2 separate regions of the Homo sapiens genome follow, and region 1 is linked to region 2. A link is a loop called in an ENCODE intact Hi-C map of the cell type or tissue named here. Cell type or tissue: ovary. All regions are shown on one strand. Links, peaks and the distances in the headings refer to the core of each region. The heading gives the core; the rest is flanking DNA.

Region 1 (16,651 bases), core at 3,888-11,887, 300 kb before region 2:
TAATTGCTCAATTCCCATGACTTGAAAAACAAGCAATTGTGCTCTTGAGGGATGGAGTGTTGTAAAGGGATGTGAAGAACAGAATGCTCCAACCCAGACAGGTGTTTCCCCCTCCTTGAACTGATGCTGCCACTCCAAGAGTCATATCCTCACCCAATTAAATCCAGATGCAGGAAGGTAGGGATAGACAATAATGGCTCTTCTTCATACTTTCCACTCAGAAAAGAGGAAAATAGTTTCCTGAAGCCTTCAGTGGATATCTAGTTACATTTCATTAGCCAGAATTTGGTTCCACTCCCACTACTATCATTTGCAAGGGAGACCAAGATTGCCACTCCTGATTTACGTTCATCACCATTCATCATCACCTGGGCTAGGCTGGTTCCACCCAAATGTATCAAGATTCTGATATCTATGATGGAAGGGAAGAATGGCTATTGATCATACCAGCAACAGCATTTGCCATAGAAATTGAATTACTCTAGGTTCTTTTGTCCCACTTTATTCTAGAAAATATGGATGTTATGGATTAAGTCCATGGACTAAGAAACTTAGAGCTCAATCTGATGATACTGAGTCTTGAAAAAGTTAGTCTACTCTTCTCAGTAATTGATGAACCCATATGTTGTATCCAAATAGTTCCAACCTCCCAGCAAAGCATAAATTTATATACCTGGCATAGAATAACAAAACCACACAACATAACAAGGCATTGTCCTAATGATAAACCTAAAATTGTCCTGATAGATAAATCCAGCCATGTTTTAAATTCAGCACTTTATAAGCAACCTAAATATGCTAATATCAAAATAAATCCCTTTTGGTAAACCTCAGTGTTACCTTGTTCTCTTCCCCATAAAGACAACTTTTATTTTCCATAAAATTCAATCTACATATTTCTGTTTTACCAGCAGTCATACAAGAGTTGTTGAAAATTATTTATAGATGAATAGAGGCAAGTTTGGCGTTGCAGAGCTGAGCTTTGGCTGCAAATTGGGAGACTGGGTTCTGGTCCTAGAACTTCCAAAAACTAGCTGTATGAATTTAGGCAAGTTACTTCATTTCTTCTTTGGTAAAATATGGAGATTAAAAGGATTATATCTGATAACCCAATTGAAACCACTTGAACAATATATTAGTAACGGTAATTGATTCTAGCTGTTACAACAAATGGCCCCCAGATTATAGTAGTTTAACATAATTAAAGTTTATTTCTCACCTAACAGTCCAGTTGGATTCATGAGGCATTTTTGCTGTCTTTCCTCCAGGCAGTGTTTCAAGAACCCAGCTCCATTCATCCTATGATGCCACCATCCTCAGCATTTGACTTCCATGGCTCCTGTAAGAGAAGAGAACATGAAGAACAAAACAGGAGGTTTTTATGGGAGGCATGTCAATTTGACCAGATACTTTGCCCAGAACCTTGTCACATGGCCTCTGCCTAAATGACAATGAGGCTAGTGGCTGGGTGTGGTGGCTCATGCTTGTAATCTCAGCACTTTGGGAGGCTGAGCCAGGAGGGTCTCTTGAGCCTAGGAATTCAAGATCAGCCTGGGCAACATAGGGAGACTTCGTCGCTACAAAAAAAAATAAATTAAAAATTAGCTGGGCATAGTGGCACATGCCTGTAGTCTCAGCTAGTTGGGAGGCTGAAGTGGGAAGATCACTTGAGCTGGGAGGTTGAGGCTGCAGTGAGCCGAGATCACGCCACTGCACTCTAGCCTGAATGACAAAGTGAGACCCTATCTCAAAGAAAAAACAAAAAATGAGTCTGGGTAACGTAGCCTGTGAGACCAGAAAGAAGCATCAGGATTGGCGAGTATTAATACCATCTCTACCATAAACATTTTTGGAAATATTTCTTTTTTTTTTTTAGAGAAAGGGTCTTGCTGTGTTGCCCAGGCTGGTCTCAAACTCCTAGCCTCAAGCAATCTTCCCAACATAGCCTCCAAAAGTGCTGGGATTACAGGCATGAGCCAACAAGCCTGGCCCTAGAAATATTTCTTTCTCTAAATTCAAAGTAACTAGGGGGAATATTAATCTCATTCTAAATATTTTATTTTGTCACTCCCTATCCTTTGTTTTCAAACACCTCACACTACTATTATGTGTTATCACGAGTCAACTGTTTACATGTCTATCTCCAGCTGTTGGTTGGGAGCTCACTGAAAAAGGAAACCTTTGTAATTCATTTTTGTATCCTGAGGGCTTAGCACAGAGGCTGGCACCTGTTAGACCTAAGAAGGATTGGCAACTCTGGACAAATCAGAGAAGGAGCGTTGTCAACCCTTTTCTCCTGGTGATGATGATGGTGATGGTCAATGTCCACTCCCAAATATCTATATTGGGAAGAGGTGGTTTGTAGGGTGAGCATTTGTCTTTTGAGTGTATACTTGAGGGAGGGATGAAATTATGTTTGTTTTATACTCTAGAAAAATTGGCTAAAACAGCAAATGTAATTTTACAGAATGATGGAGAGGGCATACTGAGGTGGGAGGCAAATAATAGAAGGAGATGTAAAACTGTCAACCTTGATCCCCACAGTGATGGGGGATGATGACAGCAGGAGTAAGTTATGGGATGATTGTATGTTTGTGAACCTCAGTTCTTCTGCAGCATGAGCTGGCAGGATCCTCTCCTTGACCACCTCAGGTGACCTGCTGGAGCCCACTGGTCTCACCAGGAGAGGTCATCGGGCCACCAGACCAACTGAAGTAATAGTTCTTCTTGAGGACAGTCTCTAGCTCCCCCTCTATCCCATCCCACAGTCCAAAAATGCTACCCAGCATGGCCTAACCCAGAGTCTACCCCCAAATAAGTGATTCTGCAAGTTGCTAGAATTCAAAGATGCTCACACCCCAGAATTAGAAAACATCACTGTGGCAGTTTCAGGTTCTCAGCAAGCAGACCAAGAATGCACATGTGAGCTTCCTTTATTTCAAGTTAAGGATGCATTTTCGGTTTTTAAAGTTCAACAATAATAAAATCAGTTGAAAGCCCAACTTCTAGAGCAGTGCTATTCAATATACTAGCACTGGCCTGTGTGGCTATACAAATTTAAACTAATCAAAACTCAACAAAATTTAAAATGCAGTTCCTCAGTGGCAGTAGCCACATGTTAAGAACTAAATGGCCACATGTGGCTAGTAGTCACCTTATTGGACAAGGCAGCTGTAGTACATTTCTGTCATCACAGAAAGTTATGTTGGATAGCATTCCTCTAGAAGCTGCTTCCGTGAAGCTGTGTGCCAGCTTTCTAAGTCAAGTTCTGTCGATCCTATTTGGTAGAAAATATGATAAATGTTTTAGAAAATCACAAGAGGACTTTTATTTGGCTGAAATTTAAACATATGCATGCAATTTCTTAAAATATATTTTACATATTTGAAGGTTCAGTTCACCTTGGAAAGCCAAATTTCACATCTACAATATGAACAAAATTTCAACTTCCTGGAGCTCAGTGATAATTATGGATTATAGGTTAAAAATAAAGTTAATAACTCCTAACAAGAGCATGAGCAATGTAAGACTTTTTCCAGGTAACATTAGAAGCAAGAAATAACTAAAAAAGGACATTGCTTATTTTTAAGGGTATTATCTCCAAGTACATATCATTTTAAAGAATAAAATTTTGTGTTATCTTTTTCAAAGCACAGATATTTCTTGTACATGTTAACCTTCTAAGCTGCACAATAAGATATGACATCGTTTCTTTCCAAGAAAAGAAGTTAGTTCACCTAAGAGAAAAATGAATCAGCCTGGATCCTATTTTATTATTGGTCCAGGAGAAGCAAGGACCCTACCTGACTTCAGGGAGACCATCTGGGCTAGTTATTAGAGCTGTTTATAAAACCCTGGCTCTCCTTCTCTAGGGGTGTGGGAGGGCTCACTTCCCCACTCCCTAAAGTAAAAAAAGGCCACATGACTTGGCTTAAACATGAGTAAGAGTAATGAATGTCTCTTCCAGAAGAAGCATTTAAGTAACTGTGCTTGATTCATTCCCCCTTTCTCTCTACATTGACAGTCATGGAATCCCAAGTTGGAATCTCCATCAGCAGATAACCACTAGTGAGGACGATTAAGAAAGGCTCTTTTAATCTACATTGGACACATAGCAAGAGGAAAAATAAACTTTTCTTATATTAAGCCATTATGAGCATGAGGATGTTTGTTACTGCAGTATAACATGGCCTTTGCTGACCAATACCTCATCCAAATCTAGGTCACATGGCACCAAATGGCAACACGGTTCTGAGTCTTTTGTTTCTATGAATACAAAGTGAAAAAGCTATATGTGTACAAATCAAGAATCAGATAAAGGTGAAGAATCAAACTTGACGAAAGCAATCCTAGGGGCTGGGCATGCTGTCTCACGCCTGTAATCCCAGCACTTTGGGAGGCCAAGGTGGGTGGATCACATGAGGTCAGGAGTTCAACACCAGCCTGGCCAACATGGTGAAACCCAATCTCTACTAAAAATACAAAAATTAGCCAGCCATGGTGGTGGGTGCCTGTAATCCCAGCTACTTGGGAGGCTGAGGCAGAAGAATCGCTTGAACCTGGGAAGCGGAGGTTGCAGTGAGCCAAGATCGCACCACTGCACTCCAACCTGGGTGATAGAGCAAGACTCCCTCTCAAAGAAAAAAAAAAAAAAAAGCAATCCTAGGTCTGATTTCCTACAGACACTAAACATAGAAAGAAGAAATGGCTCATTCATGTGAGCACAAACAGTAAAGAGGTTTATTTAAACTCTGCTGTGAGCTTGGGCCTCCTTTCCTGCCTGGTTGAATTTAAAAATACCATATAGACTGTGTGTACCTAAGATGCTTTTCCTACAAGAGCCTTAAAATTTTCATTTCTCTCTTTCTAGATATGCTGCCAAGAGAATTTTTTTCTTTAAGAACAAATAAACTAAAGAAATTAACATCCAGCTTGCTGAGTCACTTGCTTTCCACTTGAATTTTAACTACAAGGATCTGAAGACAGCCTGTGTTAGGCAGAGAAAGAAAGAGACAGAGAAAGAGTCAGGGAGAAGAGAGGAAGAGAGATGTAGCTGGAGAGTCAGGGAGAAATTCAAAGAGATGGAGAGAGAGACTGGTTCTGGAAAGAAAAGATAAGTTAAATAGAAAAAGGAAAGTAATCTTTGAAAGGTTTGTTTAAGACATGTATTTTCTTACTCTGTAGTGGGAGCGCTGAATAAAAATATTTAAATAAAAGCTGTAATGTGATTAAGGTTTGAGTTGGGGTTTAATCGTGGAAAGAGCAAGGTATTTAGAGTGAAAGATCTAACTTTTGTATTTATTTTTCATTTTTTAGTGTTTTCGCTTTTTTAATCCCAGGTCCTCTACCATTGACTATCTGATGTTAACAAAATCAGTTCGCTTTTGTGTCTTGGTTTCCTCATCTATGAAAAGGGAATAGAAAAACTTACCACATAAGTTGGTAGGGAAGACACAATTCTATAAAATATATTGGATGATCTGTGAAACCACCTGACACCAAAAGGGAATAATAAATTCCCTTCTCTCTTCTTTTTCTACACCATCTCTTTTTAATTCTACCAGAAAGTTCCTTTCTCTATGAGGCTTCTTGAAGACTGGCTGTATACAGGAAAACTGTATTTCTAATTCTGCTATTTATTGGAATACTAGGTCAAGTTTTTCCTCCTTCTTATTCTATTTAATCTTCACAATAACCCTACATGAGTTTATCTTCATTTTACAGAGAAAACAGAGGCTTACAGAGGTTAAAAAAAAATTCCCAAATCCACACAGATAGTCTTTTAGTAATCTATTGCCATAATAATACAGTATTGAAATTTCCCCCAAATTCGGCAGCTCACAACAACCATTTTGTGTGACTCATCAACCTGTGGGTCAACTTGGCCGTTCTGCTGGTTGAAGCTGGCCTCAGCAGGACACACTCCTGCAACTATAGTCATCTGGGCTTTGGCAAATCCCTTTAGTCTATAGCCAAAGAGCAATAAGTGAGCAGCAAGAAACTGAATTATCTCTGACCCTTTTATTAAATAAAATGCTGATCTTGGGCCAGCTAACTAACCTTCCAGAACCCCATGCCAAGGCTTTCCTTTGGTCCAGTGCCTTAAACCCATGCAGTCCTGGGGTAGAGAAATGAGGAAGCCCATAATTCTGGCAGAAAGGCTGCCTCTCATTCCCAAATACCCCTGAGAGAGATGAATGATAGCAGGATGGAGCCTGCCAAGGGCACACAGACAGGGCATACAGAATCGTCCAACCTCTCACCAATTCAAGGGCAGGGCAATTAAGAGGCCAGAACTCACCACAGCTAGAAATTATTTACGTTAATGCTTTAGCACAATGTGGTCCACTAACCAGCAACATCAGCATCACATGGGAGTTTGTTAGCAATGTTGACTTTTGAACTCCATTCCAGACCCACTAAATCAGAATCTGAGAAGCACAGGTTCAGCAAGAATCGCACCAGGAGTATACCACTGGAAAAGCATGTGTAGCCAGATTTACTGTATTAGATGAATTAACGCTTCAAGGCCCAGCACCTTACTGAGTTTCTGACCTCCCACCCAAGCACTCAATACTTTCCCCTGTCAATTGGCCCTGCTCTCTGGGATGAGTGCCTGGTATTTTTGCTTGCTCCGTATGCATTTCCTTCTTGTTTGCCTCATTCTGATTTTTCCTTGAAAGGAGTTTCCTTCCCCACTCCTAGTCGATGTGTGTCAGGTTGACTTATCATGGCTTCTGGGAATGAATATATGACCCAGGTCTGACCAATTAAAAAAAGTAGGGATTTTGCTGGAACGATTGGAAAAGTGGCATGTTCTTTTCTGCTGTTGATGATAATTGGCTGAGTCTATCTGAGAATGAAATCAACACAGAGATGATGAGAGATAAGTTCCTGATGACATTGTTTGAGCACCTAAATCCAGCCTTGCTTGAAACTATAGATCTGATTCCAGATTTTTTAACTGCATACGCCAATACATTTCCTTTTATGCCTAAGTTATTGTGGTCTGGTTTCTATAATTTGCAAGCAAAATGGTCCTGGTCTGCAAAGCCACCCTATGTTGTAAGCTTGATGCCCCCCTCACAAGTTTTTGCCTCAACTTCCTGTCTCTCTTCTGTTTCCAATCACCTGTGACAGTCATTTTCCAATTTCCAAATTACGAAATTTTTACATATTATATTTGCTGTCATAACACAAGTGGGAATTGACCCCAGAGACTTGGGATAGACACAATTCTTCAATAACATAGAATAGGCCTGAAGTGCTCAGTTCTGTCTAGAAGCTCACTACTCAAATATATACTGTGGGGGAAAGTAACCGCCTGATGGTTAAAAGGCTGGCCCCGTATTTCCTCCTCTTCCTCAGTTTCCTCATTCATGAAATCAGCAGACATTTTGGAGATTTACTTCAGCCCAGACTTTCTAAGACACTCATAGTTAGGGGTTCCTGGTTTAAATAGATTGCGACAACTTAACATGCAGCTTAACATGAAACACAGATGGCAGAAAAATAAAAAGGTGCCTCTATCAGTTACAAAGAAATTGGTTGGGCGCAGTGGCCCACGCCTGTAATCCCAGCACTTTGGGAGGCCGAGGCGGGTGGATCACCTGAGGTCAGGAGTTGGAGACGAGCCTGGCCAACATGGTGAAACCCCATCTCTACTAAAAGTACAAAAATTTGCCCGGTGTGGTGGTGGGCGCCTGTAATTCCAGCTACTCAGGAGGCTGAGGCAGGAGAATCACTTGAATCCAGGAAGTGGAGGTTGCAGTGAGCCAAGATCATAGCACTGGACTCCAGCATGGGCGACAAGTGGGAGACTCCATCTCAAAAAAAAAAAAAAAGAAAGAAAGAAAAAGATTGGCTAGACCCTGTGTGTGGCATGACATCCTATTCCAACTAAACACAATGTTCTATTTTACAAATAAGAAAACAAGCTAAGAGAAGTTAATTGGTTTTCAAAAAGTCACACAGTACAGACATAGCAGAGGAAGAATGAGAACCTACAGCAGAGTTGAGAAGGTTCAACAGAATAACGGGTCATGTTTGGGCACTTGTATTCTGGAGCTGGCACCTGGGTCCTGGCACTTATTAGCTGAATGTCCTTGGGTAAGATATTTAACTGCCCTGTGTCTCAGTTTACTCATTTGTTCAATGGGCATTATAATAGTATAAACATCAGAAAGTTGTAGGGGGTTAAATCTCTAAAGTGTTTAGAATGCTTGCAACTTATAACATTTTATATGTGTGTTTATTAAATAAATAAAAATAAATCTGACTTCATGTCCAAAGTATATTTTTCATACCCTGCAGCTGTCCTGTACCAGAAATATCTCTTCCCACAAGATCTCTTTAACGACCTGGCAATGTGTGTAAAACCTCACCTTACTCAATTCTTAAAATTACTCTGATTTTCTAGCTTGGTGAGAAGTCTCTAAATGCTTACTATGAATTAGTTACCTGATAATCTATCCTTAGTAGAAGCTATCTGCCGCAGCAGATTAGGTCACTAGGGCTTCTTGAAGGGAGAAAGGAATTAGAAAAAAAGCATCGAGTGGATGGAAAGAACCAGAAAGAAACAAACAAGGCAACACCTATTAGTTTATTCATGGTTGACCCAAGGAATAGATTGAAATACCAGATGCACCTGAAAAATAATTTTTTCTCACTCTGGCACCCAAGCTGGAGTGCAGTGGGCTGGGTGGAGGGGGGAGGTCATGGTTCACTCCAGCGTCAACCTCCCCAGCTCAAGCGGTCCTCCCACTCAGCTTCCCAGGTAGCAGGGACCACAGGCATGTGCCACCACACTTGGCTACTTTTTTAAAAAAATTTTTGGTAGAGACAGGATCTGACTGTGTTCCCTAGGCTAGTTTCAAACTCCTAGACTCAAGCAATCCTCCCGTTCGGCCTTCCAAATTGTTGGAATTACAGGTGTTAATCACTGCACCTGGCCTGATTTTTTAATTATCAAATCATGTTCAGAACTCACTTCAATCCAATTAACTGAGGATTTCTGGAAAGGTTACCCAGGCATCAGTATTTTTTCACTGTGATAAAATACATATAAAATGTACTATAATAATTTACTTTAATAATTGTCTTGACAATTTTTAAGTGTAGAGTTCTATGGAATTGAGTACATTCACATGGCTGTGCAACCATCACCACCATCCATCTCTAGAACTCTTTTCATCTTGCAAAACTTAAATGCTGTGCCCGTTGAACAATAACTTTCTCTTTTCTCCATCTTCACCCTGACAACCACTATTTTACTTTCTGTCCCTATGAATTTCACTACTCTAGGTACTTCACGTAAGTGAAATCAAACAATATTTGTACTTATGTGACTTGCTTATTTCACTTAGCATAGTATCCTCAAGGTTCATCCACGTTGTAGTATGTGTCCAAGTTTTCTTCCTTTTTAAGGTGGAAAATATTGCATTTTATGTATATGAATTTTACATATCCATGCCTCCATCGATGGACACTTGGGTTGTTTCCCTCTTTGGCTATTGTGAATAATACTGCTATGAACACGGTGGGCAACTCCCTCTTCTAAACCTTGCTTTCAATTCTTTTGGATATATACCCAGAAGTGGAACTGCTGGATTATATGGCAAATTATTTTTAATTTTTCAAGGATACATCTTACTGTTTTCTATAGTAACTACCATTTTACACTGCCACCAGCAATGCACAGGAGTTCCAATATCACTACATTTCTTTCAATACTTGTTATTTTCAGGTTTTTTTCTTAGTATCTATTCTAAGGGGTGTGAGGTGGCTTCTCATTGTGGTTTTGATTTGCATTTCTCCAATGATTAGTGATATTGGACATCTTTTCATGTGCATATTGGCCATTTGTATATCTTTTAGGAAAAATATCAGTTCCAATACTTTGCCCATTTTTGAGATGGGTTGTGTGGTTGTTGTTGAATTATAGCTTTTTATGAATTCTGTATATTAATTCTTTATCAGATATGCTATTTGCAAATATTTTCTTCCATTTTGTGGGTTGTCTTTTCACTCTATTAATTATTTCCTTTGATGCCTAGAGATTTTTATTTTTGATGTAGTCCAACTTACTTTTTTTTCTTTTGTTGCCTGTGCCTTTGGTATTTCCACTTTTTTTGGCTATTGGACATAATGCTGCTATGAACATTTATGTACAGGATTTTTTTGATGGATATGTGTTTTCAGTTCTCTTGGGTTTATGCCTAGAAGTAGAACTGCTGCATCATATGGTAGCTCTGTGTTTAAGTTTCTGAGGAACTGCAAAAATGTTTCCAAAGTGGCTACACCATCTTATACCTTACCAACAATAGATAAGTGTTATATATTCTCCACATCTTTACCAACACTTGCTATTTTTCATCTTTTAGATTAGAGATATCTTGGGGATGTGAAGCAGTATCTCCTTGTGGTTTTGATTTGCATTTCCCTAATGACTGATCATGTCAAGCATTTTTCATGTGTTTATTAGCCATTTGTAATCTGCTTTAGAAAAATAATTCTTAAATTTTTTTCTCATTTTTAAGTTGTGTTGTCTTTTTATTGAGTTGTAAAGGTCCTTTAAATACTCTGCATAGAAGTCCTTTATCAGATATATGATCTGCAAATATTATTTTCCTTTTTGCTTTTTGCCTTTTCATTTGTAAAATTGTATCTTTAGAAACACATTTAACTTTTTTTTATTTTGAGGAAGTCAAATTTATAATTTGCTGTCATTTGTATTTTGGTGTTCAATGCCTGATCCAGGGTCATAAAAATGTGCACATATGTTTTATGCTAAGATTTTTATAGTTTTAGCTCTTAAGGTTTTGATCAATTTTGAGTTAATTTTTTTCTATGATATGAGGAACTGGGCCAACCTCATTCTTTTGCAAATGAACCTCATTCTTTTGCATATTTTGCAGTTTTCTGAGCATCATTTGTTGAAAATACTGCCCTTTCCCCATTGGTCTTGGAGCCTTTGTCAAAAATGATTTGACCATACTATATGCAAGCATTTATTTCTGGACCCTCTATTCTATTCCATTGGTCTGACTTTATGCCAATACTACACTGCCTTGATTATGAAGCTTCATTGTAAGTTTTGAAATCAGGAAATCTGAAACTGCAACTTTATTCTTCTTTTTCAATATCATTTTGGTTATTTAGAATCCCTTGAGATTCTATATGAATTTTAGAGGGATTTTTCTATTTCTGAAAAAAAATGTCAATGAGATTTTGATAGGAATTGCATTGAACCTATAGATCACTTCGGGTAAGTTAGTTTTTCTATATGGTGTGAGAAACAGATACGCCATTTTTTTGCATGTGGATATCCAATTCTTGCAGCACCATTTGTTAAAAATACTATTTTTTTCCACATTGAATTCTGTTGTCACCCTTGTCAAAAAATAAATTAATCATAAATGAAAGGGTTACTTCTGGACATTTAATCTGATCCCAGTTATTTGTTTTTATGTTGGTGTCGTAAAGTCTTTATTACTATACCTTTGTATTAAGTATGGAAATGCGGAAGTGTGACTCTTCCAACTTTGTTCTTCTTTTTCAAGATTTTTTGGCTATTCTGGGTTACTTGCATTGCTATATAAATTTTAGAACCATACTGTTTATTTTCCCAAAAACATTTCTGGGTTTTTCAGTAAAGTTTTTGTTTTGTTTTGTTTTGTTTGTTTGTTTGGAGATGATGTCTCGCTATGTTGCCCAGGCTGGGCTTGAACTCCGGGACTCAAGGGATCCTCCCACCTCAGCCTCTTGAGTAGCTGAGATTACAAAGGTGAGCCACTGTGCATAGCTGGGAAGTACAATTAATGTGATAAGTTTTTAAAATCTAGTTCAAATTAATACAAACTTGATTTTGATAGTACACCAAAACTTTGCTCTGACATAGCTCTATTCCCTCCTCCCTCCTTGGTGCTTTTATTTTCATACAAATTACATCTGTATACATTATAAACTCATCAACATAGTTTTACAATTATTGCTTTATGTAATTTCGATCAGATAGGAGAAGAAAAAAATACAAACCAAAATAACACAATAAAGCTGGCTTTTATATTTCTCTTTGTACCTACCTTTACCAGTACTCTTTATTGTTTTATGTGGATTTGAGTCACTGTCCAGTCTCTCCATTTCAGCTGAGGCACTTCCTTTAGTACTTACAGGGAAGGTCCGTTAGCAACAAATTATTTTAGTTATTGTTGCTGTTTTCCTTCCTTTTGAAGGATAATTTTGTTGAATATAGACTTCTTGGTTGAATGTCTTTTTCTTTCAGTACTTTAAATATGAGCATGTCATCCCACTGTCTCTGTGGTTTCTAATGAGAATCTTAATCTTATTAAGGATCCCTTGGACATAATGAGCCATTTTTCTCTTTCTGCCTTCAGTATTTTCCCTCCATGACTTTTAGTTTTGATTGTAATGCACACAGATGTTGATCTCCTTAAGTTATCCTACTGGAGTTTGTTGAGCTTCTTGGGTGTTTAGATTAATGTTATTCCTCAAAATTTTGTTAGTTTTGGCCATTACATCTTCACATGTTCTATTTACCCATTTCTCTCATCTCCTTTTGGTTTTCCTTTATGCTGACTTGGTATGCTTGATGATGTCTCACTGATCTCTGAGGCTTCATTAGCTTTTGTTCATTCTTTTTCCATTTTGCTCAGACTGAATCATCTCAATTGATTTATCTTTGAAATTGCTTGTTCTTTATTCTGCCACCTCCAATATGTTACGGTGCTTCTCTAATGAATTTTTTTATTTCAGTTATGATATTTTTCAACTTCGAAATTTTTATTTGATTATTTACAATACCTATTTATTTATTGATATGCTCTATTTTGTGAGACATCTTTCCCATATTTCCCTTTAGTTCATTGGACATGGGCTAGTTCATTAGTTCTTTAACACATTTATAAGAGCTGATTTTAAGTCCTTGTCCAGAAATTCTAATGCCTAGGTATCCTCAGGGACAGGTTCTCTTGACTGTTTTTCTCCTGCATATGGGCCACATTTGTTTGTATGTCTTAATATTTAGTTAAGAACTACACATTTTAAATAATATAATGCGGCAATTCTGGAAATCAGATTTCTACCTTCATCCCACAGCATTTGTTACTGTTGCTATTTGTTACTACTGTTGTTACTGTCCCTAGTAACAATTTTTGTCTTAAATTCTATTTTGCCTGATATCCACTTTATCCAATTCTCTTTGATTATTTGCATTGTATATATATTTCATCTTTTTTTTTTTCAATCTATTTGGGGGAGTTTTGTTTGATTGTTGAGTGATTTTGCTGAACTACTTTGGTAAGTCTTCTTTATTGTGTATGGCCCTGAAGTCTCTACTCAGCTAATTTAATGTTCAGCTCATGTTTGGACAGAGATTTCCCTAAATACCTTGCACCAATAAGGCTCACAGTCTTTGCTGAGAAGTTCTGTGTATGTATTTTTTGGAGTACTCTTTCAATGCTCCACCAGGCAGGTTACAAAGCTGCCTTAGTCTTTGCTTCCTGATGATGCAGTCTCAGGTTATGGAGAGGTGAGAGAAGAGGGCCTTCTCAGATTTGGGGCATGCACCCAGCTTTCTGCATGTGCATGGCTTTCTAGATTCCCAGAAATACGTGAGAACTTTTGAAAACACCCTATGAACATCTCAGTTTCCAGCATTTCCTGTTATGATTTTTGGTCAACTTCTTATTTGTCCCAGCTGTTACCACTGCCTCAGGCAGCTGCTATGTGAAACATTTGATGCTGATTGTTTTTGACTAATGCTTTGGGGAGATAATGTTTATACTATGTGAGTTCTAAGTTACCTCAAATAAAGATAAGCTTCAAGAGTGGTAGTTTTTAGGGAACTTTTTATTTTTTATTTTTACTTTTTTTCTTTCCAACTTCTATTTAAGATTCAGGGGGTACCTGTGTAGGTTTGTTGCATGAGTAAATTGCATGTCATGGGGGTTTGAGGTATGGATTATTTTGTCACCAAGGTAATGAGCATTGTACCCAATAGGTAGTTTTTTGATCCTCACCTTCAGGAAATTTTCAGACAAGTTAAATAGTGACAATTCTCTCTGGATGGGATTCTGGGGAGCTCCAAATCAATTCTGTTACCCTCCAAATGGCATGTAGGTCCCTGGTTTTCAAGGTTGCTATAAAGCTGCAGAAAGGGGAATGGCAATAGGGCAAGTTAAATGCCACAAAGTTTCTTGTTCTTACCCAAAATGTAGACATTTTTCTTGAATAAATGCTCCTCAGATTGTTGCAAGCCTTTGGTTAATTTCCAGATTTCTAAACAAAAAAATTATTTTAACAATTTTTGCTAGTGTTCTTGTTGCTTTTATGAAGGAATAGATTTTCAGAGGTCCTTATTCAACCATCCCCAAAGTGGCTCTTTCATAATCATAATTTTATTATTAAAATGTTGGCTCCAACAGACCTCCTGACCAGATGTCAGCTCTCATGTCTCATATTTCCATTTTAATCTCAGTATCTTTCCTTAACATTGCCTAGAAAAACACAGGGGTTAAAAATACATTTCAAGGAATCTTTCTTTTCTCCACTTTAAAAATCAATACCGTTTTGTTATACTGAATAAGAAAGGTTATGGAGTTTCCAAAGCATTATAGGAGAGGACATTGAAGACAGAATTTTGCAGCCCACCCAAACCAGGAGAGCTTGCATAAAAGCTTTTTGAAATAATTTTGTTACTGCCATTCTTTTAAAGAAGAGTAACACATTCACAGGAAAACAATAATGAAGATTGTTTAAATAAAATAAAATCTTTTTGCATCTTACTCATTATCCTTCCCAAAAGTAACCATCTTTAAATACTTCCTCTTCAAGTTATCTTTGGTGTTTCCAACCTTAATTTTAAATAATATCTTTTTATTTCTTGATTTACCAATTTTAAATAATATATAAACATCCTTTATGAAAAAACTGAGAACGTTATCTTGTTGGCTCTGTCTCCCTTATTACAACCACTGAACTTTGGTACTTCTATTACTTTTTGGGTTTCTGTTGGCTAACTTTAAAATAATACATATAACTTTATATATGATTATACCATCAGTAAACTTTATTTTTCCTTTTATGAACTTTATACTGATTATTTTAATCCTTTACCATATAAAATGAGTAAATTGCGGTGTCTGCATTATAAAGTCTCTTTACATTGCCCCTCCTAAGCCCTCTCCTTTACTTCCCACATCTGACAGCTCTCTCACTACTTCTATATGTTAGGTCCCATAATATTCAGATTCTGTTTGGTAAATATTAAGTCATTTATTCTTGGTCTACAGTTTAATTTAAACTTCAAAGATCAAAAAAGAGCATTTACAGCTTATGATTATATAGATAGTATTTATTGCAGAACCAGGTAGGGTGGTAAAACTTTAAAGAAAAAATGTCTCTGTGGCACTAAATTTTCACACCAAAAAAGAAAAAAAAATTGAAGATAAAGGACAAATAAAAAATATTTCCTTAAACGCCATCAAAAAATGCTCAAAATTGTGTCGTATAATTGACTTCAGATTTGAACCAAAAATATATGATATAGCTTTTGTTTTTCCTGTCATTATAGGGGCATTTTCTTGTTATTACTGATAGGAGATATTTATGCCATTGTCTGGTTAATACTATAATTAGCTTTTAAACTATACTATTTGTCAAACTAATTTTACTCTGATTTATTACCGTATCTGTTTCCTAGCTTTGGTCCTAGGAAAAAAATGCTACCTTAGTTCTAATATTTCCTAAGTTCCTGGTCTTCCTCCTTTGCATAGATTCCTTTGTGAGTTGTATTGTTAAGGTAAAATCCTTAGAAAATATTTTTATTTGCAAAAAATGTTCATGGGAGGTAATTGTCCTGAGTCTGTCCACATCACATCTAGAAATGTTTTCATTTTGCCCTTCGCTCTTTATTAATATTCTGGCTTAATATAGACTTATAGATGGAGATTTATTTTTCTTGCTGTATTTGAAGACCTGTTCCATTGACTCCTACCACCTGAATTTGTTTTGAGAAGTCCAATTTTGCTGTAATTCTTCCTCCTTTGTAGGCGACCACCTCTTTCTTCTCTATGAAGCTTGTAAGAGCTTCTTTAGGGAAAGTGGGAAAATATGCAAAAAAAAAGAAGCATACTCATTATGTGGTACTACTTACAGTGAACAATATTTACCTAGATATATTCATGGCAGAGTGACTATTTAACACACAGTTGTGTTATTGACAGGATGGGGAGAAGAAACAAGGGTGATGTAAGAGAGCCTCATTATTAGGAAGTCAACTGATGTCTATTTTATAAATCAAGAATTAGCAATGTCTGCATATTATTTGGAAACAAAAAAGAAATTAACCAAAGCAAATGCAAATGCCATTGAAAACCATTGCCTCTGGGAAATATAATATAGATGTAGCTATAAACACATATATAATGTCAACAGGAGAAAAGTGCTATGAAGAAAAATAGTGCAGGGTAAAATAATTTTAAAAAATAGAGGTTAGCAACTTTAGCGAGTTTAGATTGTCAGAGAAGGCTCCTTTGTAAATGTGGCATTTGAGGAGATGAGACATGAGACGATCTGGGGGAGGCTATTTCAGGTAGAAACACTAACTAGTGCAAAGGTCTTGAGATAGGAG
Region 2 (16,651 bases), core at 4,924-12,923:
ATTTCAGGTCTCCTAGCTAGCCCTTTATTTTGTGTCTTCTTTTTCCTATTCCTGTCTTCTGCTTAATTCATCATACACAGTAATTCTCTTCTTTTAGAGTTTGCTCATAATTCTTTTTACTACTAAAGTTATACTCAATGCAAGTAGCAGAAAACCCAATTAGAGAGTCACAAACAAATAGGAGTTATTTTTCTTGCACGAAACAAAACCTAGAGGTGGACCTACCATCAGGGACCCAGGTTTTTCTATCTTTTGCTTTATCATCCCATAACTTGGGGGCTTTTCCTCATTCTTATAGCTTTATGGCTGCAGGCTGGCAGCTGCACTTCCTCACATCCATGTACTACTAGGCAGGAGGGAATTGGGAAAGGCCAAATGGACAAAAAAAAAAGGCGTGCTCACTGAGGAGTTTTCTTTTTGTCAGAAAAGCAAAGACTTCTGGGAGTAGCACCCAAGGGGCTTTTGTTGTTGGCTAGAACTGTGCCAGGTAGCCTTCTATAGCTGGAAGGAAGCCAGGAAGAAATTAAGAATGGGGCTTGGGGTCATATCATCTACAGTATCTCTCATGGATTTCATTCTAACATTTTTCAGCAAATTCTAAAGTCATTCAGTATTTCTATCCTTTTTCCATATGTGACCTAGACTTAGCACATTTTGTTTAAACATTGAACAACTTTCACAGTGTTTTCTTAATATAAAATGAATTGGTTATTAATATTTTTTCAATCAGAAGTTAAGTGTATGTATCTATGTGTGTGTGTTTCTTTTCTTTTTTGTTTTTAATCAGTATCTGGCGTCACTATTGTTTCAGGTATCCCATGCATTTTCTCCCAGTGATAAACATTTAATAGTTCTTTTAATGAGGGACTGTGGGAGTCTGTCCCTCATTGATTGATTGATACTTAGTTTTTCAATGTCAGAAATTACTTTGCATTGAATCTTGGATGGCAGTTTATTTTACATGAGTATGAAATTTTAGGTCAACAGATATTTTCTGTGAATATTTTGAAGGCACTCTTCCATTTTCTGTAGATGAGACATCTGCCATTAGATTTTGTGATAACTTTTAAATTTTACAACTTTAAAAAAATCCCTGATACTTTATGCTTTCACTATAGTGTCTAGATGTGGATTTATCTTTTTTGCTTTGTACTCAAAGGTGTTTTCATCTGAGGAATCATTTCCTCAATTTTGGCAGTCTCTAGTATACCCTCTTCAAATATGGTTTTCTACTATTCTCTTTGCTTTCTTTTTTCGGAAACTTTATTTCTGCCCTATTACTTGTGTTTATCATTTTTTCATATCGGTTTCCTATCAGCATTATCTCTTTCTGTATTATAATTTCTTACTCATTTTAATGAAATGATGTTTTTATTTCTTTAAACTTCTTAAATGTACTTGTTTAGAATTCAAATAGACTGTTCCAGAAATTATTTTTCTGGTTATTGACTTTGTTGGTCACTTTTCTTAATATTAGAATTCTTCATATACTTTGGAATTTTGGTTTGGAGGCTCATTTTGAGTAGGCTGCTGCTTCTTCCTTTAAAAAAATTTTTTTTGGTGTTAATTTTTCCTCTGTTGCCCTTTGTATGCAATCCTTCCACCAATCTTGCTTTTTCTAAAAAATGGCCTCTTCTCACTGAGAACCAGCTTTCTCTTCTCTCTACTCCTTCACCATGGAGTCTAGAGCCAAGTCATAGAGCATATTATCAGTTCCATGACTCACTTTTTTTCATGTTTTAAAATCTTTCAGATTGGGATACATCTATAATTCATGGATATATCATTTTAACTGGCAATATTTTTTCTTAGTGGTACATAGCAATATTCTTCCTTAACAATTATTGGCATCCTAGATTTGATGACATAGGTAATATAATTTCAGATCATCTGTCTTGCAGTGAATTAGATATTGTTAATCTATTAGCTGAGCCAGTGGGCAGCTCTGTTCAGTTCCTGAGGCTGTGTTTGTGTTTTCCTGCCTCCCTGTGTTTACAGCTTCCTATCATGCCAGTGCCCTAGGTCAATCTGTTAGCAGAAGTTTTCCTCTGGCGAGTCCTTCTCCATCCCACCCAGTGTGGCCTCAGGGGTTATCTCTCCCATTACTCTGCAGAATGGAACTTCCCACTGCCCCTGCCAGGTCTGTGGTATCTACCCTGCCTCCTGTGCCCCTGCCAGTTCTGTGGTATCTACCCTGCCTCCTGCTTATTTCAGGTCCATTTCTGTCTCATGAAATGGTTATCTCAGTTTTGAAGTGTCTTAACACTGTAATATTTTGTGGATGGTTTTAAGGAAATTGATCATTGCCATAGGGATGCTTCAAAATAAGCACTTAACTGTATCATCTTGATGGGAGGTTCTTTGGTGCTTGTAGCAATTTCTTTTTTCTTTTCTTTTCTTTTTTTTTTTTTGTGGTGACGGAGTTTACAACTGGTGATTATACCTGACACTCTATTGTAATTGAGTCTATTGTCCCTTATTCTCAAGATTCAGATTTTTAATATCCATATTAAAATTCTTTTTGAAAATCCTCTAATTTTTAAAAATTTCCTGCTTTAGACAAATTTACTTTGTTATCATATCATTCTACCCTGTATAGGGTTAGAACAATAGCGATTCTTATTGGCCTCTTCTAGGTAGGAAAAATAACATAAAGCATTTGGACAATAAATTATCACTGAGGATGATCACAACTAAAATATGTATATTTACATATGCTTTGGATGTTAAAATATCTCTACTCCCTACTTTGTATCTTTACAGCAATCATTATTATCTTAACTATATGTGTGAACAAATTTTTATTTATTTTAAATTTAGTGATCTTATTAACTTCTTTAATGACAAAAATTATGGGTCTAATACAGATTTTCAACTTTAATTCTTTATGTTATATATGGCTTGGACTTTTATAGCTTACTCTCTTTAGTTAAATGACAGACACTTGTCTATCTTTGAACTTTACTTACAATAAGAAATACATTTTACATGATTTGAAGAACCCCAACATACATACACAATATGCATATGCACACAACATGCACGCACACATGCATTTACACAAATAATTGAAACCAAAGTATCACAAAATAATATGTAGCTTTGTAACATGTAATATACCTTGTTTTATTCAATTCTAGACAATTCATTGCATTCAGTTAAACATATTGGTTGTAAATCAGTAAGCTGATTTCAGGATCCAGTAATGGGTTATTGCTTGAAAAACAGTGTCTGTTGTATGAATGATAATTTTCATGAAAATCAATGTGCTTCATCTTCCCATTTGTATTCCTGGCACAGGAAATATTTAAATATATTAGTAGTATTACCTACAGACAAGACAAATTTTTTGATGTCCGTGAAAATGCTGAAAGGTATGACTATACATGAGAACAAGGTCATTATTTACCCTCCTTTCACAGAGGATAGCATAGTATCCATTTGATTGGAGATAAAAGATATTTTTAAAATGTAGTCCTTTAAAAGTCAAAATGATAAAAGTTAAATATTCTAGGTCTGTTATAATCTATAACCTGGGTTTAACTGGATCTAGAAGAGTAAATCTATGTATAGCTAATCATGATAATGACTGCTGTCAAAAATACAAATAAACCCAATAACTGAATTCAAGGAAATGGTACATGTCAAAGTTGGAAAAAGAAAAGCTGTGGTTAAAACATGGTTATTGTACAATTATTAGATGACTTATTTAAGAAACACCTCTTTTGTCAGGAGACCAGAAGATTATGTAGAACCCTGTCCCTTTATTAGACATTGTGGTCTGAGCTCTGGGTTTAGATAGATGGGGAAGACTTTGAATTTATGATGTTATGTGTCAAAATTCTTTTTTTTTTTTTTTTTTTTTTGAGACTGAGTCTCACTCTGTTGCCCAGGCTGGAGTGCAATGGTGCAATCTCAGCTCACTGCAACCTCTGAATTGTTCAAGCAATTCTCTTGCCTCAGCCTCCTGAGTTGCGATTACAGGTGCCCGCCACCACACCCGGCTAATTTTTTGTATTTTTAGTAGAGACGAGGTTTCACCATGTTTGCCAGGCTAGTTTTGGACTCCTGACCTCAAGTGACCCACCCACCTTGGCCTCCGAAAGTGCTTGGATTACAGGCATGAGCCACTGATGTGTTAAAGTTCTATGTGTGGTTCTCTTCATGTGTGGAAAAAGATGGGGCCAGGCATGGTGGCTCATACCTATAGTTCTAGCACTTTGGGAGGCTGAGGCAGGTGGATCCTTTGAGTCCAGGAAATTAAGACCAGCCTGGGCAACATAGCAAAATCCTGTCTCTGCAAAAAAATTAAAAAATTAACCATGCGTGGTGGTGCACACCTGTAGTCCCAGCTACTAGGAAAGCCGAGGTGGGAGGATTCCTTGAGCCCAGGAGGTCGAGGCTGCATGAGCTATGACTGCACCTCTGCACTCTAGCCTGGATGACAGAGCGAGACCCTGTCTCAAAAAATAAATAAAATAAGTAAATAAAAATATGAACATTTGTAAGGGTCTACCATTGCATGCTTTGCCCCTCATGATGTCTCAGGTACTCATTTCAGGATTCTAATTTGCAACCAGTTTTGTTTTATGGATAATGTTCTTGTTGGAAATGCTTCCAAACTCAGGCTGAATGCAGAGTGTGTTACATAAGCACAGATTAAGGCCATGTCTGCAGGGAGATAATGCATTAGAATCCTGTAGAACCAGTGTTTTCATGTGTTCATTTGGTGTAGGCTTCCTTCCCCACTGCCATGGTGATATTTGATGAAACTAGTTGGTGGCTTAGTTACAGGAATTACACCTGAAAATAAATCGCGAAAGTTCCCATATGAAGCACAAGTTTAGCCATATGTACTTACAATGATGATGGCAAAAATAGGTGAAAAACATTGTAGTTATATAATATTACCATATTTAGAAATGCTAGTGATGGTGGAGGGAGTAATAATGACATTATATAATAATGTATGTATAATCAGTGCAGAAAAATTTCCGCTATACTCCAAAAGAAACTAATGCTTTAATTTACATTTGGTTCTTATTTGTTCTCCCCTCCCCCCACAGTCTATCCTTTCAAAAAAAGATGCTAATGAGTAGTAAAGGAACCAGAGCTAAAAAAGGAGCTGTCCTCATCTGTAAATTCACCTTCCCCAAAGAGCTGCAAGTTGACTGTTTGCAGTTGCCAAAAAGCTGGGGCCCAGCAATAAAGTGCTCAGCCCCCACAGCAATCTCCTTCCTTCAGAGGCGGAACTGCTCATGATAAATACTTCTGCCTCCACAGAAGCCTCCTTGTTTTACCTCCTCTCCGCTGTTGCCACCCCACTTGGTTCTCGAGGGCAGCAGGCAGAGTTGCCCAAGACTTATTGTGTGGCCACAAAGAGATGGCAGTCATGCCAGATGGCAGGTTTTCCTTGCTTCTACTTACCCAGACAAACAGACTTAAAGCAGTCTGGTGGTGAAACAAGAATTGTTGTGGCCATGAAGAAAAGTTCGTGTCAAAATGTATTCATTTCCTTTCATTTTCTTCCGAGACGCAGACAACTTTTTAAAAAAAATCTAGTATTTTGTTATAAGACTTTTAAGCAAATGTACTACTTTTATATGCATGTTTTGAATGCCTATGTAAAAATGTAATGGGCACATTGCTTACAGTACTCTGATGAGAGCACACCGTTTGTCTTTAAATAAACCTAGATGTGATCTTTGGTTTGCATTTAGTTTCAATAAGCCAATTATTGGCAGATTTTTCACTGGGTGGGGCCGAAACGGCGGCTTATTCATTTTTTCTTAAGCATAGATACTCAAGGGGGTTAAGTAACTGCACACCACTGGCAAAGATTTGTAATCCTCAGTGCTAGTAAAGGTGAGGCACTTACCCCTTTAAGTGAGGAGAGATGGCTTCCATTTAATTATTGCTCTGTGGCATTTCTGTGTAGGAAGTGGGAGGCACTGCAGATGCTCGGAGGAGTTGGGAGGCCCATGTGTTTCTGCACTACCTGGTCTCTGTGCCCTCGCCTCCCTTCAGCCTGCCCTCTACATAGCAGCAGAGGATCCTGTGAAACACCAGTCAGATCCCATCACTCCTCGGCTCCAATGCTGGGGTATTGATCCAGGCCATCTTATGTAGAGGCAAAGCCCATGCCCTCAGGCCTTCCGATCTGACTCTTCTCTGTGCATGTGCATGCACACTCACATGTCCCCGCTCACAAACCCACTCACTTTCAACCTCACAGGACTTCTTCGAAGATGCCAGCCTCCTTTTCACAGCCTTTGTGTTTACTACTCCTGCTGCCTACAATGCTCTTCCCCCAGATATTTGCAGCGTGTACTCCCTCTCTTTGGGCATCATTTTCTCTTTGAGGCTTTCCTTGACCACCCCATTTACTCTGTTAACTGCCCCCTCCCCAAAATTTTCTGTCTTGTTCTCTGCCTTATTCTTTTTCATCATACTCAAGTCATCATCTAATGGGCTAAATAGTTTCCTTTTTTTTTTTCTTTTTGGTCTGTCTCTATTCTAATGCAAGCTTCATGAAGACAGGGATTTTTACCTGGTTTATTCACTGCTATCCTCCATGCCTAAAATAATGTCTGGCACATAATAGGTGCTCAGTAAATATTTAGAGAATTTGCCAGTAGTATGTTCTAGTAGCCCTTCACAATGGGCATCTGGCTCTTTAGACCTGATGGCTCATGTTATCTTTCTTGCTATTTGACCTTGATATTGGTGACTGTGAGTCTGGTTCCTCCTCTAGTTGTAGTGCCTTGTGCTGCCTTAGACACACCTCCAGCATTGATACAACTGTTGGCCACCTCACTATGGCCTACCCTGCCATCTGTCCTCCCACATTCCCTTATATCAGCAGGGTTCACTCTGGGTATGAATGGGACTCTTCTGTATGCCAAGGTTAAGGTAGGACCCAAGGGTGTATATGATGCAGTCCTTCTGAGTCTTCAGGCCTGCTGTCCGCCAGAGGTCTACAGGGTTAAACTAGCCACTGAGTCTCCCTAACAGCTGGCGGGTGACTGACTGGCAGAGTTTAGTATAGGTGGCCTAGAGGTGTGGCTGGGTTGGATGGACCATTGAAGCAACCTAGAAAGTGTGAGCCAGACATTGCCAGGCACCCTTAAGAAGTAGCCAAATGTGCTGTTTTCTGTGGACCTGCTCTTTGGACCAGCCTGCTGCCACCTTGCCATGGGAGGATTTGATGTGTGTGCCCTATGCTTTTGCAAGCAGCTTTGCTTTCCTCTGAAAGGCATCATCTCTGTTCACAAATGACATGACTTCGTTTCTTAGCTCAAGGCAAAATTTGCTCTTTGAGTTTGTTTCCTAGGGCTGTTGTAACAAACAACCACAAACTGGGTGGCTTTAAACAATAGATATTTATTGTCTCATGGGTCTGGATGCCAGAAGTCTGATATCAAGGTGTTGGCAGGGCCATGCTTTCTCTCTGAGGGCTCTAGGGGAGATCCTTCCTTGCCTCTTCTAGTTTTGGTGTTTGTTGGCAACCCTAGGCCTTCTTGGGTTTGTAAATGCATTGCAATCTTTGCCTCTGTCATTACACAGCTCTTCTCTCTGTGTCTCTGTCTTCTTCTCTTAGAAGAACAACAGTCATATTGGATTAAAGATCTACCCTAATGAGCTCATCTTAACCTGATTACAACTGCAAAGACTATTTCCAAATAAAGTCACATTCACAGGTATTGGGAGTTAGGACTTATCCTAATATCTTTTGGATCTTATGATATCCAGTTCAGCCCACAATTAAACCCACAATGCTCTTCGTGAGAAAGAAGCAGCAGCCATGAAGAAAGCCTAGATATTTTTAAGGGTGGAGAGCGCTCTTGACCTTTCCTTTGACAGCCTTGAGCTTCCCTAAATACTGTTGTCCTCACTGACTGGCTTGTCTTAGGAGTAGGGTTTTTGATCTTCAAACCTTGGAGTGCAGTTCAGTAAAGTGAGACAAGCATACCTTCTGTCTCTGAGGTCCAGGAGCACTGGAAGAGTGGACAGATTAATTGTGAATAGAGAATGCCCTGAAAATACAGGAAGAACCACCCTCCTGCAGATGTAGCTCTGGTCCCTTGTGGGAGCCCCTGGACCTTCGGTGAGGCAGATCTGGAAGGCTACAGCAGGGGATGTAAAGAGCCCCTTCCTAGACCCGCTTCCTGGCCCATTATTCTGCCCTTCCAAATGTATTCCAAGGGCTCCTCATTTTGATCATTGCTCAGTGGCATTGTTGTAGAGGAAGTAGGAGGGTGCTTGGTGGAGTTTGGGAGGCCCATGAATTTCTGCACTTGGAGAAATGTTAATGTTGAGCTTATATTTCTCTCCTTGCAGCACAGAAGACCATTACTAGGTCTGTGTGTAGAAGCCCAAGCAGTTAGAGGGGGCCTCTGCGAGGCTTGTGGGATTTTTCTGGCCAGAAGATGGGCCATGGTGGAGGAAGGCCATGTTAAATGGCTGTGATCCACTGCCTATAGGGAAGAGTACGCAACACACACCCAGGAGGGCTTAGGTAGCCGGAACTGTGGCGGCTCCATACCCCCAAAGTGAATTTTAAACTTGACTTATTTATGCCGTTCTCATAGCAACAGGAAAACTGTTCCGACCTATAGCCACGGAAGACTCTGTAAAAGAAACTGTAGGAGGAAAAAAAGATAATGCCAGGAAAAAAAAAAATTTAATGAAGTACCATTCTTTCACTTATTCAGTCAACTGAGAATAACAGTTTGTGCATTTGGCAATCAAATGGGAAGTGGCATTTCGTGTTGCAACATGAACCTGCTCACATTAAGTGATTTATTTTTTTGTTTAGACACACTGTACTGAGAACTTTCTTCAAGTAGAAAGCTATTAAAAATGTGAGAACAAGCAGTCCTCACTAACCTGAAGCATTTGGGGACTTAGAGGAATGATAAATGCAAACAGCCCAGAATCCAGAAACTGTCTTGAACATTTAAACTCTAGACTCTGGGAATGTGTGCATGTCTTCAGTTAGTCAGATGTAGATAATTTTTCTTTCTGTGAGGTCTCTTTTCACTTATATCTTGTCTGGACAGGGTGGAGCCCCTGCTTAAATTCTATTTCTAGCTTGAAGAAAGACTAAATTATTGTAGACCAAAGCCAGTGCTACTCGGAAAATGGAAAAGACATAGGAGACAGGGCATGTCTTCTTTAGCCCGACTGTGAACTTAGGGCCCCTCCTCTGGTGAGTGCTCCTGGGAGGTTGCACAAGGCTTATGTTCAGCTACTGGGCCAAGCTGAAGGAACGCCTCTCATCTCTCTCATGTTTGTACTGAAGATCCGTGTTTGGTAACCATTTCATAGATCTTTTCTACCACTTGATCCTGGGCTTGTAGTTAATGCTGTGCTCAGCATATTTCTGTGTGATCTTGATAAGAAATCTATTGGCCAAAGACCTTGTGAGCTATTTCTGTCCTCTGTCTCTCTCATCTTCTATTTAATATGTTTGTCTGTATTATATACGTATAAATATAACCGAGTTGTATTACATTAATTCTTTTTTTTTTCAAAAATATATTAAAATTATTCCCCTTTTCTAACCTGCCCATTTATGAGCTCTTGCACGGTAACATCTTGATTCCCATTTTGGCTGAGAAACTACATAAACTAGTTTATTGCATGCTGCTCCATTTTGTATTCATGGTTATGATATTGAAACTTCAGGACCACACACAGATAGCATAGTCTCTGGCCACTTAAGCATGTAAACAGTCTGGCTTTTTATAAAGTGGAAAAATATTTCTTGTGCACTATTTTAACATGATCAGCATGTTGAAACTTGGTGTGCAACTGTGTCAACATTTCTTTGGCTCTGAGGAGCAAACCCGGAGAACCTCATGGTAACATATAAAATGCAAAGCTGGTTTGTTTACTACTGGGATTTAGGCAGCAATTAGAGTCTGTAGTTGACTTCCAAACTTGGGGTACAGAATAAGTGAAATAATTATTTTTGCATCGCGATTATGCTAGCTAAAATAATGATTCCTTTTCAGATGGCTAAGATTCTTTCAGGGAAGCAAAGGAAAATGGGTGGCTGGATTACAATGCAGTTTCTTTATTGAAAAACCCACATTGGACCCAGCTTGACAGTGTTTTCTTTTGTTTCATAAATTTACTGAACACCTCAAATGTGTCAAATCCTTTTCTACATGCTAGGCATGTGAATTTAACAAGACAGACAGGCCTTATGTTGTTTGCTCAAACTCTCTGGCTCTCTTGAAGAGAAACAAACACTAAATAAGTAATCAGGTAAACAAGAAGATGTTTATGATTGCTATGAAATTCAACATGAGATGTTTACCAAGGGCACTGTTGAGACCCTTAGGATGTGTCAGTGAACAAAACAAATGCACATTTTCTTCTCTTAGGGGTCTCACATTCTAGTACAGGAAACAGACCATAAACAATAACTGGAATAAAGACATAAATTGTAGAGCATGTTCATAAGCAGTCAGTACTATCCAACAGGAAAAAGCAGAACCAGGTGAAAGGTATCAGGAGGAGTGAGGCAGCAGGGGGTGTGGGAACGGACAGGCTGCAATTTTATTTTTATTTGTTTATTTTCCCGACTTTATTGGGATATGATTGACAAATAAAAATTGCATATATTTAAGGTGTACAATGTGATGATTTGATGAACTTACACATTGTGAAATGATTACTGCAATCTGGCTAATTAACACCTTCATCACCTCACATTTTGTGTGTGGTGGGGCGGTGAGAACACTTAAATTCTACTCTCTGGGCAAATCTCAAGTGAAGCTGCAATTTTAAATCAGGTGGCTGGGGAAGGCCTGCTTGAGAAGACTTGAAGAGATGAGGGAGTTAGCTCAGATGTGTCTCAGGGACAGTGTTCTAAGCCTATGGGAGGCCAGTGCCTTTGACAAGCAAGGAGGCAAGTGCCTTTTAATGAGGATATGCGATTTGAACTAAAACCCGGAAGATGTGAAGAACCCGTCATGTGTAGAGTTAGGTGGGAGTGCCCCAGGCAGAGGAACAGCAGGGCCAAAGACCAAGACAGGAGAGGAAGAGGCCACTATGACTGCCCCTTTAAAGTGGGGAGATGAGGTGGGAAAGGTGGGAAGAGATTGCTCAGGTAAGGTTGTATAGTCCACGGCAGGGGTTTGGGTTTTACTTTGTGTGAAATGAGTTGTGGAAGAGGAGACACCCTCTTCTGATTGCCCATCTCATAAGAGTTCAGAGAGGAGAGGAAGAATGAACCCAGCATAAACTTACCCTGAGGACCAAAAACCTCATGAGGGTTGGGATTTGATCTGCTGGTTTACCACTGCATCCTAGCAGTGCAACAAATACTAGGCCCAGGAAAGCAGTCAGTATTTGCAGGGATAGACACATGGATGCATGATTTAGTGACATACCTCCTGGGACAGAAGCCTATTATCTTTTATTTTTTGAGATATTTGGAAAATGCAAAGAAAAAAGAAGTCTCAAGAATAATATAACAGCACTTTATGCCAACCACCCAGAATTTACAGCAGTTAACATTTTGGCATGTTTGCTTCCAGCCTTTTTTATTATTTCTCTGTGAATACTTAAAAGGCATACAAGGAGCAGAGGGATACAGTCTCCTTTATATATATATATATACATATATGTATATTTGAGATATATATACACATATGTGTATATTTGATATATATATACACACATTTGTGTGTGTACGTAAACATTAAACTTCTAATTACCATTCTTAGTTGCTTTCCCCATGCTAGAGGCGATCATGCCTAATAATTTATTAGCAGATCCTGTTTCTGGTTTGCATCTGGGGGAAGGGGAGGTAGAGAAGAGAGCCAGCCTTATATGAGAGGACACTTGGCAGGTTGTGGCCCAGTGCTCACCTGGCCGGAGTCAGCCAGTGTGTGTGCCCACAGCCCTGCCCTTGGAGCATCAGCCTACTTGGCGAGCACCTAGTTTGGGCTTAACACAGTGCTAGGCACAATGCCAATGCGGGCAGAGCCTAAGAGAGCCCAGCCCTGAAAATCCTTCTCTTTATAGCATTCCTGTAGCATGATTTGTCCTGGGTCAGTTTGTCCTTGCCCCTGTGATATCTTCAGCAAATGAGCTGCTCAACAGGGGTGACCCTTCCAGATAACTGAGGCTTATTCCTTTATTATATGAAACGCTTTTGATAGAAATGATCCTGAAGTATCTCACAGATTTACATTTCCCTGTCTTCTTAAATGAGGTCTATTAGCCTTTGATGTGGGTTGATCAGGATTGTTCTTTTCAACAACAGTTGCTATATCCATTCATGCTCCCGGGGGCTGCTGGCAACTTGCTCCTACAGTACATGGCCCAGACTGCTTTGCAGAGTATGTTGCTTTAGAAACTCTTCTGCCTGCTTTTGCTAACTTTACTGGTTCTCCTTCTCCGTGGGCTGGCAGCTATCCCTTCTTGCTGTTGTCAGTGAGCCTGCTTCTAACTCTGCTTCAGTTGCATTTCTCACTCTTTATTTATGAGTTCCATCCGCTGGGGCCTGGGAAAGGAGATAGTCAAATTAAGTAAATTCTGGGTACAGCCAAAGACGACTCCCAGTGAGTGGCTCTCCACTGAGGGTTCCCTGCAGACCCTGGGGCCTAACTTGGGGTGTCTGTTAGACATCCCAGCCTGACATTTTGATACTGGCTGGCAGACACATTTGGATTTATGGCCTTCCCAAGAGAATCATGCTGAGGTCAGTGCTGCTATGTGAGGCTCTGTAAGCATTCCTTAGTAGCTCTGTGATGGGTTAATCTCCCTCCTCCCACTCCGAGTCAGGGTGTCACTCCCTTTCCCCTGTGATTCTACCCACAACGTCTGACCTAGTGCCAGGGGCACGGAGTCTCTTTTAACTGCCATGGTAGTTGGCATCAGGTTGTAATTCAGCATTAGGGTACTCTGACTGTGAAATTGTTGTTCCCGGGTCTTTCAATTATTTCTGTTATTCAATTATAAAGATAGTGGGGAACATGGAGATAATCTCATTCCAGCTTATAGTTTTGCAGTTGAAGAAACTAAAGCCCTGAATGGAAAATGACTGAGATCACCGAGTTGATAGTCACCAGCAGAGCACCGTCCCCACTGTGGAACAGTGACCACCATGGGTGAAATTGCTCTGATTTTGGGCTGTAATTTATCTGAACCAGTAAGTTGGACAGCCTTGGCAACACTATAAAGTAGAGGGTCGCTCTCCTGTACCTCATTTCCCAAGTGTGGTAGGATATCGCCTTGATACAGACCAGATTCTCTTCCTGTTAAAGAAAAGTAGTTTGCAGCTGATTCACTATGTGGACGAAGATCCATCCAGAAAGATGTTCATTGCAGCATTGTTTACAGTGGTGAAAAAATGGGGACAGTTGGTCCCGCATTGGGATGATGAATACATTTTTTTTTTTTTTTTAAGCCACAGAGTCTCACTTTCTTGCCCAGGCTGGAATGCAGTGGTGCGATCATAGCTCACTACAAAGCCCTGGCTCAAGCAGTCCTCCCCTTCGGCTTTCCCAGTATCTGGGACTACAGGTGTGTACCACCATGCCTAACTATTTTTTAATTTTAAAAATTTCTTTAGAGGCAGGGCCTTGCTTTGCTGCCCAGGCTGGCCTCAAACTTCTGCCTCGGCCTCCCAAATTGCTGGGATTACAGGTGTGAGCCACTGCACCAGCCTGATGAATAAATTTTGACACAGCAATATAATAGAATATTATGCAGCTATTAACATTCTGTGTACAGAATTTTAAATAACAAGGTCATTGAAAAAGTCACTGGTCATTTTTGAGCCTAATGTTATAATATTAAGTCAAACAGGCAGAATTAAAAGGAAGAATAACAATATAATTTTAAATTTTTAAAATTTCCTTTTTAAAAGAAGAAAATGGTCAAAGCATTTACTAGTCACTCTTCTTGATTGGTGAAGGGAAAGAGGCTGTGTGCCGTCCATGCACTGGATACTACATCTGTCATGTCTGTGACACTGCCATGTGGTTTTTACCCTTGATTTGTATTCAGACTGAACAAATGATCCCCAAGCCCTTAGGGTGCTAAAGAGTGCATGAGCCATACTCCTTGTGGCCACACACACCTTTCATCCTGGATAATGGGCAGCTGGGGCCACAGGCCCATTGTGCAGTCAAGTATCTTGCTTCCTGCTAGTATCAGCGGGGAGCACGGAGCCCTGCTGGTGGAGCCTGTCCAGCTCTACTAAAGATAGAGCAAGCTGCAGTGAAAGAGAGCCTGGCCATGGCCTTAGGTGCCTTGCAAATTATTGTTGTTATTATTATTATTATTATTATTTTTATTATTTTTTTTTTTTTTGAGATGCAGTCTCGCTCTGTCACCAGACTGGACTGCAGTGGCGCAATCTCGGCTCACTGCAACCTCCACCTCCCGGGTTCAAGTGATTGTCCCGCCTCAGCCTCCCAAGTAGCTGGGACTACAGGCGCCCACCACCATGCATGTCTAACTTTTTGTATTTTTAGTAGAGACAGGGTTTCACCATGTTCGCCAGGATGGTCTCGATCTCTCGACCTCATGATCCACCTACCTTGGCCTCCCAAAGTGCTGGGATTACAGGCGTGAGCCATCGCACCCGGCGGTGCCTGGCAAATTATTAATGGGCCCAGGGTGAATGGACGCAGCATGAATTGGGCACACTGTACCTTTGAAGGACCCTGCCAGCCAAAACCACTGGGCCTGTTGTTGGAGACAGGGCCGCTTCCCGGGTGACTTTATCAGAGAACCTGGCTTTGGTGCCGTGTTCTTGTCCCTCCATTTACCTTTTTGGCAAAATGGAACCAAGTTGTGTCCTTATTCTGTTCTGAGTTGATGGTGGTCCTTTAAAACTTAAAAAGTTTGCAATATGTTGTTCTCATAATCTGCTGACACCTATTTACTCTCTGGTGTATCCTACATATTTCCCCGTTCTTAAGATGGGGCTGATGGTGTGCGTTCCCAAAGCTTTCTTCATCATAGTCTCAGATAAAAACACATGGCACTGGCAGTCTTAGTCAGATCCTCACTCTCCTGCAATCCCTTCTGAATCCTCCATGCCATGGGGCTCACACTGCCCTAGGGATACTGTCAGGGATGTTGAACTCCATGAGACTGTCTGTTCACCTGACTCCCAGGCAGACAGTAAGGCGATCAGGCTTTTCCTTAAGTTGAGCTGAAAGCTGAAATCTGCCTCCTTGAAACCTACCTCCAGCTGTTTTAATTTTGCCAGCAGAGTATGTCCAGCTCTTCACCAGTAACAGCAAGCACAAATGACTAATTTAAGAAAAGCAGTACAGCAGCTGGACGTGTTCCATCTTCTTTGATGCTCACCACCTCCCTGTGAGGAAAGTACTCTTACTACCCCAGCTTCGCAGATGACACTTGGAAAACGTAAGGACCCACAGTTAGGTGGCCAGACTGAGAGCAGAGTGCTGAGTCACCACACGGTGCTGACTCACCCTCTTCACGTGACAGCCCTTCCTGTGTGTGGAGACCACAGTGGTTTTCTTCTTCTCTAGTAAATAGTTGAGTTCCTTTGACCATTCCATGTGTAATAATGTTCATTAAGTATGAAACTAAAATTTATTGAAATTTAACATGAAATTGTTGCATAGTAAAAACTCATGCCTATCATAAGAGAAGTAATTTGGTATTTTTTTCTTGTCAGATAATAGCATACAAATGTGAGATTATGGGATTGGAAAGCAATGTCTCTGAGTTACTTGAGTCTAGAACAGGGGTTGGCAAAATTTTTCTGTAAATAGCCAAATAATACATCCTTTAGACTTTGTGAGTGATAGAGTTTCTGTTGCATTAACTCATCTCTGCCATTATTGCACAAAAGCAGACATAGGCAATATGTAAACAAGTGAGCATGGCTGTGTTCTAGTAAAATGTTATTTGCAAAAACAGGCAACAGCTGGGTTTTGACCTTGGCTTATAATTTTCACTTAATGGGGTTTTTCTTGATAATGAGAAAGAATTTACAAGTGGGTGCTAAGTAGGAGAATCCTAGATGTTTTGTTATAATTATTAATAGCACCCCTTTTTAGTTTCAAAAATGTCTTGGTCAATAAATTAACGTATTGTCATCCTGGTATTATGTCACTTTAAGTATTTTTTTTTAAAGAGATGGGTTTTGCTCTGTCAACCAGGCTGGAGTTCAGTGGTACAATCATACCTCTTCTGGGCTCAAATGATCTCCTGCCTCAGCCTTCCAAGTAGCTAGGACTACAGCTGTGCCCCACCATCCCTGTCTAATTTTATATATATATAGGTGTGTGTATATATACATTATATATATATAAAATATATATAGTATTATATATTATATATAGTATATATAGTATTTTTTATATATAGTATATATATTGTGTATATATATTTTATATATAGTATATATAGTGTATATATATTTTATATATAGTATATGTATTGTGTATATATATTTTATGTATATATATACACACACACACTCTATATATATATATATATATATATATATATATATATATATATATAGTTGTTGTTGTTATTGCCTAGGCTGGTCTTGAACTCCTGGCTTCAAGCACTTCTCCCTCCTGCCTTAGCTTCCCAAAGTGGTAGAATTTCAGGTGTGAGTCACCACACCCAGCCA

The links. A loop is a pair of places that touch in the nucleus more often than their neighbours do. Peaks named below come from ENCODE experiments on the same cell type or tissue, not always from the same donor. Only the 100,000 strongest peaks of a DNase experiment are listed, where the experiment ranks them.
Region 1: a loop joins it to region 2, with 7 times the contacts of the local background. A loop is called at or near these places in 2 of 110 quality-filtered maps.

Annotation. Positions count from the first base shown.
Region 1 is chr20:10,195,599-10,212,249 of GRCh38, forward strand. SNAP25-AS1 (SNAP25 antisense RNA 1) reads right to left here. Exons shown (of 5, transcript NR_040710.1): 2 at 1,220-1,339. It overlaps LOC105372524 (a long non-coding RNA gene), which reads left to right. Exons shown (of 4, transcript NR_187933.1): 3 at 1,269-1,341; 4 at 4,871-5,232. Among named protein-coding and RNA genes, the nearest start is that of SNAP25, 15 kb to the right of the region's middle. In ovary, for the core only: no CTCF peak of the experiment used is centred there; no DNase peak of the experiment used is centred there.
Region 2 is chr20:10,496,287-10,512,937 of GRCh38, forward strand. All of the region lies in intron 2 of SLX4IP (SLX4 interacting protein), which reads left to right. Among named protein-coding and RNA genes, the nearest start is that of SLX4IP, 69 kb to the left of the region's middle. RefSeq lists enhancers at 10,918-11,057, 15,135-15,614, 15,355-15,649. In ovary, for the core only: no CTCF peak of the experiment used is centred there; DNase peaks (open chromatin) are centred at 5,308, 9,235 and 12,445; H3K4me3 peaks cover 598 bases; H3K27ac peaks cover 1,078 bases.